Regions from separate parts of the Homo sapiens genome. Here region 1 is linked to region 2. Evidence: chromatin contacts called from ENCODE Hi-C data. All regions are on one chromosome and are shown on one strand. Each heading gives the region's core, a stretch centred on a gene start or an enhancer-like site at or near the end of the contact. The rest is flanking DNA. Distances are from core to core; before and after follow the strand shown.

What was found. A loop is a pair of places that touch in the nucleus more often than their neighbours do. Pooled maps may share reads with other maps.
Region 1: a loop to region 2 is called in a pooled map, with 5 times the contacts of the local background. The contact joins two enhancer-like sites. A Hi-C loop is called at or near these places in 2 of 37 single-sample maps with no recorded cell type and 3 of 50 pooled maps.

The regions. Positions count from the first base shown.
Region 1 is chr4:140,101,893-140,107,896 of GRCh38, reverse strand. All of the region lies in intron 1 of MAML3 (mastermind like transcriptional coactivator 3), which reads left to right. Among named protein-coding and RNA genes, the nearest start is that of MAML3-AS1, 23 kb to the left of the region's middle. Within about 2 kb of position 4,101, at least 6 of the 41 ENCODE cell types and tissues checked have a DNase peak (open chromatin) inside an H3K27ac peak, as active enhancers do.
Region 2 is chr4:140,788,387-140,794,441 of GRCh38, reverse strand. No RefSeq gene overlaps it. Among named protein-coding and RNA genes, the nearest start is that of TBC1D9, 35 kb to the right of the region's middle. Within about 2 kb of position 3,426, at least 7 of the 41 ENCODE cell types and tissues checked have a DNase peak (open chromatin) inside an H3K27ac peak, as active enhancers do.

The DNA of each region.
Region 1 (6,004 bases), core at 2,852-5,351, 690 kb after region 2:
TTTCTCAGCATATGTATTTGCTCACCCCACCGTCATTTTTTTTTTAATCACTCTGGCTGAGGGGTCTTTTCTACCTAAAGAAGCATTTTTTTGGTCGGGCATGGTGGCTCATGCCGGTAATCCCAGCACTTTGGGAGGGTGAGACTGGTGGGTCATCTGAGGTCAGGAGTTCAAGACCAGCCTGGCCAACATGGAGAAACCCGATCTCTACTAAAAATACAAAAATTAGCCATGTGTGGTGGTGGGCGCCTGTAATCCCAGCTACTCAGGAGGGTGAGGCAGGAGAATCGCTTGAACTCGAGAGGCGGAGGTTGCAGTGAGCCGAGATCGCGCCACTGCATTCCAGCCTGGGTGACAGAGCGAGAGTCTGTCTCAAAAAAAAAAAAAAAGCATTTTTTTCATCTATAGTCTGTGAGACCCTAAATAAGAGGACATATCAGACAGAACAGGTGAAGAGACTGGTAACCCATCAGTGCTAGACAAATAATCTAAATCATTAAAATGAGGAAGGTTTATACAGTCAAAGGACTCAATGGTGATGTAAGCCCCAAGTAACTGATTGAAAACTAGACTCAGATTTAATCTCTGTGTTAACCGCTGACCAATATATTTTCATTGTGTAGTTTATATAGTTTATATACATTAAGGAGATTGGTCCTCCATTCAGTAATGTTTATAAATTATCTGCTTTTTTATTTTCTTGTTTCTATAAAAATACCACTCTTTGGCTGGGCGCAGTGGCTCATGCCTGTAATCCCAGCACTTTGGGAGGCTGAGGTGGGCAGATCACCTGAGGTCAGGAGTTAGAGACCAGCCTGACTAACATGGTGAAACCCTGTCTCTACTAAAAATTCAAAAAGTAGCTGGGCATGGTAGCAGGTGCCTGTAATCCCAGCTACTCAGGAGACTGAGGCTGGAGAATCGCTTGAACCCAGGAGGCAGAGGTTGCAGTGAGCCGAGATCATGCCATTGCACTCAAGCCTGGGCGACAAGAGCGAAACTCCATCTCAAAAAAACAAACAAACACCACCACTCTTCTTAAACCTAACTTGTTTATTAACAGGTTTTACTCCAGAATTAATCTCAGGATTTTGCTAAGCCTTCATATTTTAGACTAGAAAAGAAAATCAGTGAATTGCTTTCAAGCTGTGATTGGTTGCCAGTGCTTTACAAATAGTCTGGGTAGTTGCAACACCAATGATTAAGAAAAAAGGTAAACATTAAAGCCATTAAAAGTGATGAAATTGAGTATTGGTGTGTAGCAGTCTCCATGCTGCAATGAATTCCTATACAATTTTAAATCCTAGTACTTTAGAGGTATTTGGAAATACTGATTTTTTTAAATAAGAAAGCAGAGTTAAGGTCACAGTTGCATAAGGAAGATTCTTCATGACTTTCATGGTCACTTCTCCGTGGGTGTGCACACACATGCCCACACACAAATGCATGCTTCTGTTGGATTGGTGCTTCTAAGACTAGGAGCATATAGCAGTTTACCATGTGTATCATGTAAGGAAATTTACTTGGGAGAGTTATAAATCCATTGACCAGAATGGGGGCTTATGATAGTTGAGAGCAATTAGAAGGAAAAGAGTATTTCTGTGACAACCAGGGCTAATTAGAAGGATTAGTCAATCTACCCTTGCTTCCAAGCAGGGAATGTCTAATCAAAGAGAAAGATTTTTGGAAAAACAGGAAATGGAAAATTAATTTGAGCCTCCTCTCCCCAGATTGTTTTAGATGCCTCAGGAGGGGCTCTTTTTTTTTTTTTTTTTTTTTTTCTTGAAGTCAGTTTTACCAAGAAATTTCCTGAAGTAAAGACGACGAGTGATTCCTTCGTTTTGGGATGACTGCCCCTAGTGTATAGCATAATGCAGAGTGATGGAATTATTAGTGAGGAGTCCTAAACGTGGGATTAGGAGTCATTGAGGTAGAAAAACCAGGCTGGCTCATTTCACATCTTTTGAATTTGGAAAGCTATAGCCACCTCGCATTCAGCTATAATTTTTTTAAGGATAGAAATGTTTTCTCCTAGTTATTTCATCAGGTGATTTGCACACCAGGATCCCAGGAATCCAGCATCCTTATCCTGGGCCAGGCCAGTGTCTCCATCACTTGATTGATGTGTGATGGGTGTATTGACCAGACTGGGGAAGAGGATTTTGTTTTTTTCCTCCATGTCCCCCACAGGCAACTTCCCAGAGTTACATGCTCACTTATTAATTTCTCAGTGAAACTATTTAAACAGGCAGCTGTTTGTTATACTTTATCAATACGAGGCTTTGTAAACAAGAAAAATGAGTGCGATCTAACTTGAAAATGCCCTGTAGAGAATAATCCTGTTTTGTCAGACAGAGGATGGGCTGACCCTTTGGGTTTTTTCATGTTTAATTCCTACTATTTATTCCATAAGGTACTAAGAAGGTCTGTGGGAATCCTTGATACTTACCTGGGCTTAGTTTAGCTCTAAAAAAGTAGCACAGGAGCAGGAGACTTGATGAGAACTTAAAATGAAGTGTCTGGCTAAGACCAGGATAGTCGAGTTGCTCATGAAACCTCTGGATTCACCGCTGGGTAAATCTGGTATCATGATTGTTTTGATCACCATTTAAAAATGTCTTTTCTCCAGTTACAAATAAGATGTTTTATCCAAGAATGTGCACTAGCACAAAAGGACTTTATTTTGCACAACATCTTCTCTTTGATAGGACACAATTTTCTCAGGCCTGAGTTACATGATGGGGGTGGTGGCTTTGAGGAACATGGAGGGTCTTTTTGTGGCAGCTAAGTCAGGGAGTTTCAGGATAAGGATGCTGGGACATATTTCTGTTAAGCAGGGGATTCTGGTGGAAATACCAGGACTTTCTTTTACTGCTTACATAAACACTCTGGATCCTCTGTGCCCACTCAGAAAGTTTAGGGAGAAAAGCTGAAAAGGCCTTGAATTAATATCTCAGATGAAGGACAGTGCCACTAACAGTCTATTAAAATACACATTAAAAATATGTAACTTTAAATCCCTTTGGTTTGGTTTAAAAAAAATTAAAGTTTTATAATGATGCCTTTATTCTTTTATTTAAGGTACTTAAAAAATGTATATATTATGGCCAGATGCAGTGACTCATGTCTGTAATCCCAGCACTTTGGAAGGCCGAGGCGGGTGATCGCTTGAGCTCAGGAGTTTGAGACCAGCCTGGGCAACATGGCGAAACCTCATCTCCACAAAAAACACAAAAATTAACTGGGCATGATGTTGCGTGCCTGTAATACCAGCTTCTCGTGAGGCTGAGGTAAGAGGATCACTTGAGCCCAGGAAGTGGAGGTTGAGCCCAGGAGGTGGAGGTTGCAATGAACTGAGATTGGGCCAGTATACTCCAGCCTGAGCCACAGAGCAAGACCTTCTCTCAAAAAAAAAAAAAAAATTATATATATACACACACATACATTTATATATGTATATACACATTCGTGTATATTATATATTATATTATATATTATATAATATATAATATATATATATTATATATATATATAAAATAGGTTTGGTTTTTTTTTTGAGACAGGGCTCACTGCAGCCTTGACCTCCTGAGCTAAGGCAATCCTCCTGCCTCAGCCTCCTGCATATTGGGACCATAGGTATGTGCCACCATGCCTGGCTAATTTTTTAAATTTTTTGTAGACATAGGGTTTCTATTTGTTGCCCAGGCTGTTCTTGAACTCCTGGGCTCAAGTGATCCTCCCACCTTGGCCTCCCAAAGTGCTGGATTACAGGCATGAGCCACTACATTTGTTCTTATTATTTATTTTTAATACCAGATGATCATCTCTATTAAAAACAGAAGTGAGTGATATGATGTGTACAACAGTGCACGTACTGTATCTTTACTGAGAGAATAGTGGAGAAATACCCTTGTTTGAGTCATTTCCTGAACAATAGGATGGGGTGGTTTGTAAACCAAAATTTGGTCTCTGCTTTGGTGAAGCTAAGAATGCAGTTTTGATCTTAATATGCTAGTAGCCAACACAACTGAAGGTGATGCAGCATTTTTACCTCATTAGCAGTGTCTTAGGCTTAGCTGGTAAGGCTTCACCAGCTTGCAGTGCCCAGGAAGCTGACGTAATAAGCAGCAGGTCATGGGCAACACGGATGTCATCTTGGTCCAAGATACATCCATCCTGCTGTGTCTCATATTTGTTGTAGAATGATTCACATAGAAAAACCATTTTGATTTTTCCTGTCTTTTAAAAACAATACTTCAGTTTGTCTTCATGCTTTCTGTAAAGTTGTATCTCCAATATGCCGGTTTAATTTTGTATGAAACTGGAATTTTAGATGAAAGGCTTTCTAATGCACAAAAGAACCTCAGCCCTTTCTCAGAAGCACAACAAACACACACATAAACAACAACAATAGAAGAGTTCCAATTAGGATTTTCAGAACACAAATACCCATTTAAATGTACCTAACATTTCTCTGCTAGAAGCCACTTTAAATTATTGTTCTTTTTAAAAGGAAAATCCAATATAGTTGAAAGCTTGTGCTTTATAAATATGTGATGCTTCCCTGCATTATCTGAAAGAGGGAGAAAAACCATGTCTTGCTTTTTGGGATTTAACCTGTTTTAGCTGATCACAAAATCTTTATTAATTGCATTTATTAGCTATATAGCACTCCAAGGTCTTTGAAATTTTTTGGTTGCAAAAATCTGATGAAAAAATTAAATTGTATATTATCTTGTAATTTTGCAAAAAGCATGTGATTGAGTTGTGCCCTGCCAATGACTTCTAGTAGCAGAGCAAGCAGTGGTCCTTCCTCACCATTGAGAGTGGCGTCGGGGAGTTTCTTGCAGTTACAACAAAGCCCAAATTATGGGGACGGTGAGGGGAGTCTTTGGCCACAGAATAGGTTTGGGTGTGAGCTGCACTTTCTGCCTTGCTAAGTGTCAGTTTTTCTGGATTTTACATTTGTCTTCCTATAGCTTCAGCTTCCCTTCTTTCCTTTACTTCCTACTGTGGCCTTCATTCTCTTCACTTGGTGGTGATGAGTAATTTTACACAAGGCCATTTTCTCTGGACATAGACTGAGGCAGTGATGGGATGGTGAAGTACCACGGATAGTAATCAGGGGGACCACAGATAATGGCAGGGAGCCAGGGTGTCTACCCTGGCTCTGCACTGACTGGCTTGGTGATTTGTAGAGTTCTTAGGGACTGACTCATGTGCCTGCAAAATTCATAGGCTGAAACCCTAATCCTCAATGTGACTGTATTTGGAGGGCGGGCCTTGAAGGAGATAATTAAGGTTAAATGAGGTCATAAGGGTGGGGCCCTAATCCAGTATAACTGGTGTCATTTTAAGAAGGGGAAGAGACATCAGGCATAAGCATGCACAGAGAAAAGGCCACATGTGAGGACACAGATAGGAGGCGGCCATCTGCAAGCCAAGGATAGAGGCCTCAGGAGAAACCAGCCTTGCTTGGCACCTTGATCTTGGACTTCCAGCCTCCAGAACTGTGAGAAAATAAATTTCTGTTGTTCAAGCCACCCTGTGTTATTTTCTTACGGCAGCAATAGCAATTGCTAAATACAAATATAGGAGAAAAATGAAGTCTCTCTAGGATTCCATTTCCCATCTTGAAGATGGGGCTAGAAATCGTTTCTACAATAGAGAGTTATATGAGAATAAACAACATAATGTAATCAATATAGTGCCTCAATTCATGCCTTCTCATAGATGGAGAATTTATGCCCACAAGCACAGGCTAGTGTCCATTTTCTAATAACTCAGCTTTTTGCTGAGTACTTAGCATTAAAACAAAACAACACAAATCATTTATACATGTTAAGTTTCAAGTTTCCCACTTCATTTTGCCTGGCTGATGGCTCTTAGAAGACACAAACTTATGGCACAGATGACTTCTTCTGGTTCTAACTTGTGTTATCTCTTTTTCAAAAGTTAGTTAAATTCTCCATATATTTTAGTGTTGTTCTATTGGCTAGAAAGA
Region 2 (6,055 bases), core at 2,177-4,676:
ACACAAACAATATGTATTTTCTACAATTATATGTAATGCATATACATATATGTGTGCACATATATGTATGTGGATATATATATTTGTACTTATATACGTGTGTGTATATGTGTATGCATAGACATGTGTGTATACACATGCATGAAAGTATATAGGAGATAAAAGCTGTGCAAAGATATGATTCTCTCTAAACAGAAAAAGAGCCAGAATTGAGGATGGGGAACAGTCCAGAAATGATTTTATTTATAATGACTTAATTTTTTTACCAGGATATTATATTCATTTTTATATGTTTAATAAAGATCTAATGTAAAAATGTAAGAGAAGCAACACAGCGCAGTGGCTAAAAGCATAGACACAGAAGCCAGACTATGAATTTGAAGCCCAGATTTGTCACTTTCTACCCATGTGACTTTGAGCTGTTTATCTTCTCTGCATCAGTCTCCTCAATAATCAAGTAAGAATAATGTTCCTACTTCAGAGTGTTATTATGAGGGTTCAAGTATTTTTAAATAACCTAAAAAACCCCTGATGCACAGTAGGCATATTTGTTAGTTTTTAACTGTTTAAAATGATTGATTAAAAATATTTTCTGAAATAGAAAGGACTATAATGGGATTTGCTGAATGAGGGTGATTAGGATATGGCCATTGGGAGAAGGGATAGGAAATCGTAACACAATACACAGCAACCCTCTTCACATTTGACTTGTTTGTTTAGTTCTCCCCTGCCCCCGCTTCCTTGCTGAATTTTTCTTCTTGATCCTTTTCCTATGTGGAGCTACCTACCCCCACCGGGGTACCTTTGGTTTGGCTTCTCTGTTCAGTATTGCAAAGGGCTGACCGCCAAGGAACAAAGGATCTCAAGCAGAATCAAAGGGTAAGAGAAAAGGAAATATTGCAGATACACCTCAAGTTCTTTCTTTCACCTTGACATATGGATCATCTTTTTGCCTTTTCCAAGAACAGATGGCAGTTGCCTCAATGCCAAAAGTGACAGAGCAGATAGTGAAGCTTCTGCAAATGCTCAAGGCATTAAGCTCTGTCCAGGTCCTACCTACCTGCTGGGGGAGTCCCCTGGGATGCACAGGGAAGGGTGTGGGAAGGGGCAGAGCTTCCACCTAAGCAGCATGCACACATCACAGCCTGATCCTGGGAGGAACAAGGCCACTCTCTGACCCTCATTTACCTCTCAAGTCTCCAACAGCCTGGTGGGGAGATGGGGGTACCATGGGGGCCTCCTCTGCACAGAACAGGACAATCCCTCTCCTGTCTTACCCTGCATGGCAAGTCAGGCTGATGCTCCCCAAATCTCTCCTATCTGTTGCAGAGGGGGCTGTAAGGGAGGCAGGACGGGGATAATGAGACTTAGGGAAGACCCAGTTCTAACCCCTTCCCTTACTCTTCATCTCTTCCCAGGCTACCCATATACTAAAGAGAAACTAGCCATTGCCAGCAGTGGCCAGAAGCCATTTAATCTTTTATGTTTTAATCATATATATAACCTTTAAGGAATAACTTTACCCTATTTTACATAATTTAATTTTATAATTTTATAATTATAGGATTTTAAAGCTAATTTCTTATATCAGAAAATACTATTAAGGTAATCTTAGGAATTATTTATGGTTTATCTTATTGGATAATAGTCATTCTTTAAGTATTGCATGCACTTTTTTTTTTTTTCTGAGAACAGAGTTTTGCTCTGTAGCCCAGGCTGGCGTGCAATGGCTCAATCTCGGCTCACTGCAACCTCCGCCTCCCGGGCTCAAGTGATTCTCCTTCCTCAGCCTCCTGAGCAGCTGGGATTACAGGCGCCTGCCATCATGCCCAGCTAATTTTTATATTTTTGGTAGACACGGTGTTTCACCACGTTGGCCAGGCTGATCTCGAACTCTTGACCTCGTGATCCGCCCACCTCTGCTTCCCAAAGTGCTGGGACTACAGGCGTGAGCCACTGCGCCCGGCCTGCATACTCTATTTTATTATCCTTACCAGATCATTTGAAATTTCTGTTTATCTCTTTTCACATTGGAAACAGAAGGTGGTGTCTTTAGAAAGAAGCAGACAACAGCATGTGCCTCAAACCTGGAGATATACCTTCTCTCTGCTAGTTGGCCTTAAGCAGGCCCTTTTTCATACTTTAAAACAGATTACCATGGTGATCTCAATCAAGACCTAACTGTAGTCAGACAGGAAAAACTGAAGGCTGCATTTTGAACCATTCAGGTTACTTAGGAGATGCTAAGATCAATTAACCCCAAATAAAATCCATGGAAACCATTCAAATGATGTTGCTATCTTCTTCTCAAGATCATTCTGTCTCTGTTTGGAGACTGTCTTATCTAGCCAGACCAAATATACATCATAATAGGCTGGAAATAAAACCTAGAGAATGGATAAGATGAGGAAAAGAAAAGAATAACCAAACAGAAATGGGAATTTTGCTCTGGATTATGGATGGGTCTCTAGCCATTCATTGGCTCTGGGGCTGCCAAGCCAAGACCCTCACTCAGATTGTCAAAGTGGCAGGGAACTTGGGCTGGTTGTAGAAGAGGCCTCCAGCATCTACAGCCCTTCTTGGCCAACAGAGCTCAGACTGCTCCTTTAAAATTAAAGACGGCTGGGTACGGTGGCTCACAGCTGTAATCCTAGCATTTTGGGAGGCTGAGGAGAGAGGATTGCTTGAGCCCAGGAGTCAGAGGCTGCAGTAAGCTGGGATAGCACCACTGCCCTCCAGCCTTGGTGACAGAGGGATGGAGACCCCATCCCTTAAAAAAAAAAATAGAGCCTTAGAAAGAGTAGTGATTCGTAAGGAGAAGCATGAATGCATTTATTCATGTTCCCTCTAAAAAAACAGACAACTGCCCTTATACTGGCTGCCTTCTGAGTCTTGGGGGGGTTTGGTAATTAAAAGCAATTTTGTAAAATCTGAGCACCAGTGTTGAAAATGAGCTTAAGCATAAACTAATTCATCACTTAGTGAGATAAATACATAACTGATAAATTTTTCATTACATCAGTGAGAGTTTCATCTTTTTAAACTAGCTTTTTGCCATGTTCGCAAATTTTGATTAAAGAATCCTCTGAGTATTATAACATAGAAATGTCTTTATATTTTGAATGGGCCTTACTACTAGCCTTCAAAGTTCTGGAGCACAAATAAAGAGTCCCCCCAGATAGAATTCTGAGTTCATGAGGTTTATTTCTGTTGGGTGTGCTACATGTCACAGATACTCTCCTTATTGGGAAGCTGGTGGCCTTTTGGCTAGAGAATGTCTTGACACTCTAGGGTACTCATTACTGGAAGCCTTGATTTGCTCTTGAAAGAAATCACAAAGGCATGACACCTCTTCCCTTTGCACTTCTCCCCACCCAGACCCCAAAGAGGAACTGAAAGAGGAACATGCACTGTTGGAGTAGACACGGACCAGTGAGCACGCGCACAGTCCTCAATACCAGCCTACAATAGCTGTATGTACATTTTCTGGCCTCAAACCAGTGTCCTCAAGTCATGATATCTGTTCTCTCTGTTCCTCAAGACTAAGCAGTTAATGTACTTCACAAACAGGGATACCTGCCATTTCACTGAGTCACAATAGGAGTTGATATTACTGAGCTCTTCCTATGTGCCAAACCCTATTCAAAGTATGCCCTAGCTGTCTCAAGAGAATGTAATAATTTGCCAACAGTGACACAGGTAATAAGTGGTCTAGCGGTGACATGAACACCAGCAGTATTACTCTAGAACCCAGATGTTTTTCCTCTTTATGCCATTCCTTCTGCCTTAACTTTACCTCAATTTCTTCTATCTTGTGTAGAAGGATGTTGTGAGGATTCGAAAAATAATAGGAGAATACTTGATATGGTGCCTCACACAGGGCAAACTCTCAATGCCCTGTTAGTTGCTATGGCTAGTTGAGAATTTGCTCAGTCACAGTGCTAAGTGGCTGAACCAGGACCCCCACCCTAGAGCCTGTTCCTAGAGTTCACTCTAACGCCAACCCCTCCTGCTGCTCTGCGTCAGTGACAGCACAGATAACACACCAGCACAGTTACTGGCAATAACTGAGCACTAGGGAGATGTCAAGCTTGTTCCTCTCCCACATCTCCCTCCTTCTCCTCACTGAAAGACAGAGGCACAGAAACACATTCTTATATAAGGTAATGACCAACTTCGAAAAGAGAAGCTTGATTCAATTGCACTTTATACTTCCTTTCTCACTTTTCATGCAAGATGAAAAGTAAAGTCCATGAAATAGAAGACACGATTTTTAAAAATGTATTCATATATTTGGGCAACAGAGTGAGACTCTGTCTCAAAAAAAACACATATCTCTCTCTCCACGTATTTGGCTTCATTTTCCCTCCCCATTATTGTCATGCTTCATGCTATTGAAACTGCCAGGACAGAATGTATCCTTAGTTAGTCATGACACCTCATATGTCTCGTGTCAAACATAACACACAGATTACTCACACGCTGACAATGCCATACGTTAGGCACACTGTGCCTTTAATTGTGCAATGACATTTGCTATAAGCATGAACATTCATGTTTCAGTTTTGAAGGAAGTTGGCAATTACTTGCTATGTCTTGCAATAGAATAGTGCACTTTTCACTTTTCGCTTTTTCTCCTTAGAAATCTTGTACTGTACAAATTGTGGAACACAGTAATCTGACTTTGTCCTCTGTTTTTCTCCTGCTATGAATGCTATAAAGTTATCTTTCTTTTTCTTCCTTTTTTTTTTTTTGACAGGGTCTCACTCCTGTTGCCCATGCTGTAGTGCAGAGGTACAATCATGGCTCACTGTAGCCTCAACTTCCCAGGCTCAGGTGATCCTCCCACCTCAGCCTCCTACATAGCTGGGACTACAGGTGCATGCCATTACACCCAGCTAATTTTTTATATTTTTAGTAGAGATGTGATTTTGCCATGTTTTCCAGGCTGATCTTGAACTCCTGATGCTTGAACTCAAGTAATCCGCCTGCCTTCACCTCCCAAAGTGTTGGGGTTATAGGCATGAGACACTGTGCCTGGCCCCCCAGAGTTACCTTTCAAATCATGAGGAGATCACGCTGCCCCTCTTGGCTTTTCTTGATTACAAATCAAACTTTCAATGTTTCCAAAGAAAAATATAGGAGCTCAGAGTATTTCCGGGGGGAAAACAGCACATGGTTCCCTTCCTCACCACCCTCTGGTCTCTCTTCCTTTGCCACCTCCAGGGTCAGTCAGGAACATCTCTGGAGTTGTGAGGATCTTCCTGGTGTCCCCAATTCCCAGCAACTCTGAATATCCTTGTTTTCATGTTTTAAAAACATGCATCTGGTGTAAAAGCTTTTATCTGGTACATCTCAGTACTTGAAACACTTCATTTCACTCTTTACATGTATATCTATCTCTACCAGAGACCATCTGACCTCTTGAGAGTGGAGGCCAACATGATTTTCTTTGCATATACAGATCCTACACTGGCCTAGCATGTGGTAAAGAGATATGAAATGCTGTTGAATAATGAATTATATGTCCAGAACCCATGTGGCTCAGTACTGGTGGTATCATGTTTAAGAAATACACTTCAGAAAACCCCTGTCCAAGATGGCCGAATAGGAACAGCTCCAGTCTACAGCTCCCAGCGTGAGCAACGCAGACGACAGATGATTTCTGCATTTCCAACTGAGGTACTGGGTTCATCTCACTGGGGATTGTTGGAGAGTGGGTGCAGGACAGTGGGTGCAGCGCACCGTGCATGAGCCAAAGCCAGGCGAGGCATCACCTCACCCAGGAAGTGCAAGGGGTTAGGGAATTCCCTTTCCTAGCCAAGGAAAGGGGTGACAAACGGCACCTGGAAAATCTGGTCACTCCCACCCTAATACTGCACTTTTCCAACGGTCTTAGCAAATGGCACACCAGGAGATTATATCCCGTGCCTGGCTCGGATGGTCCTATGCCCAAGGAGCCTTGCTCATTGCTAGCACAGCAGTCTGAGATCAAACTGCAAGGTGGCAGCGAGGCTGGGGGAGTGGCTCCCACCATTGCTGAGGCTTGAGCAAG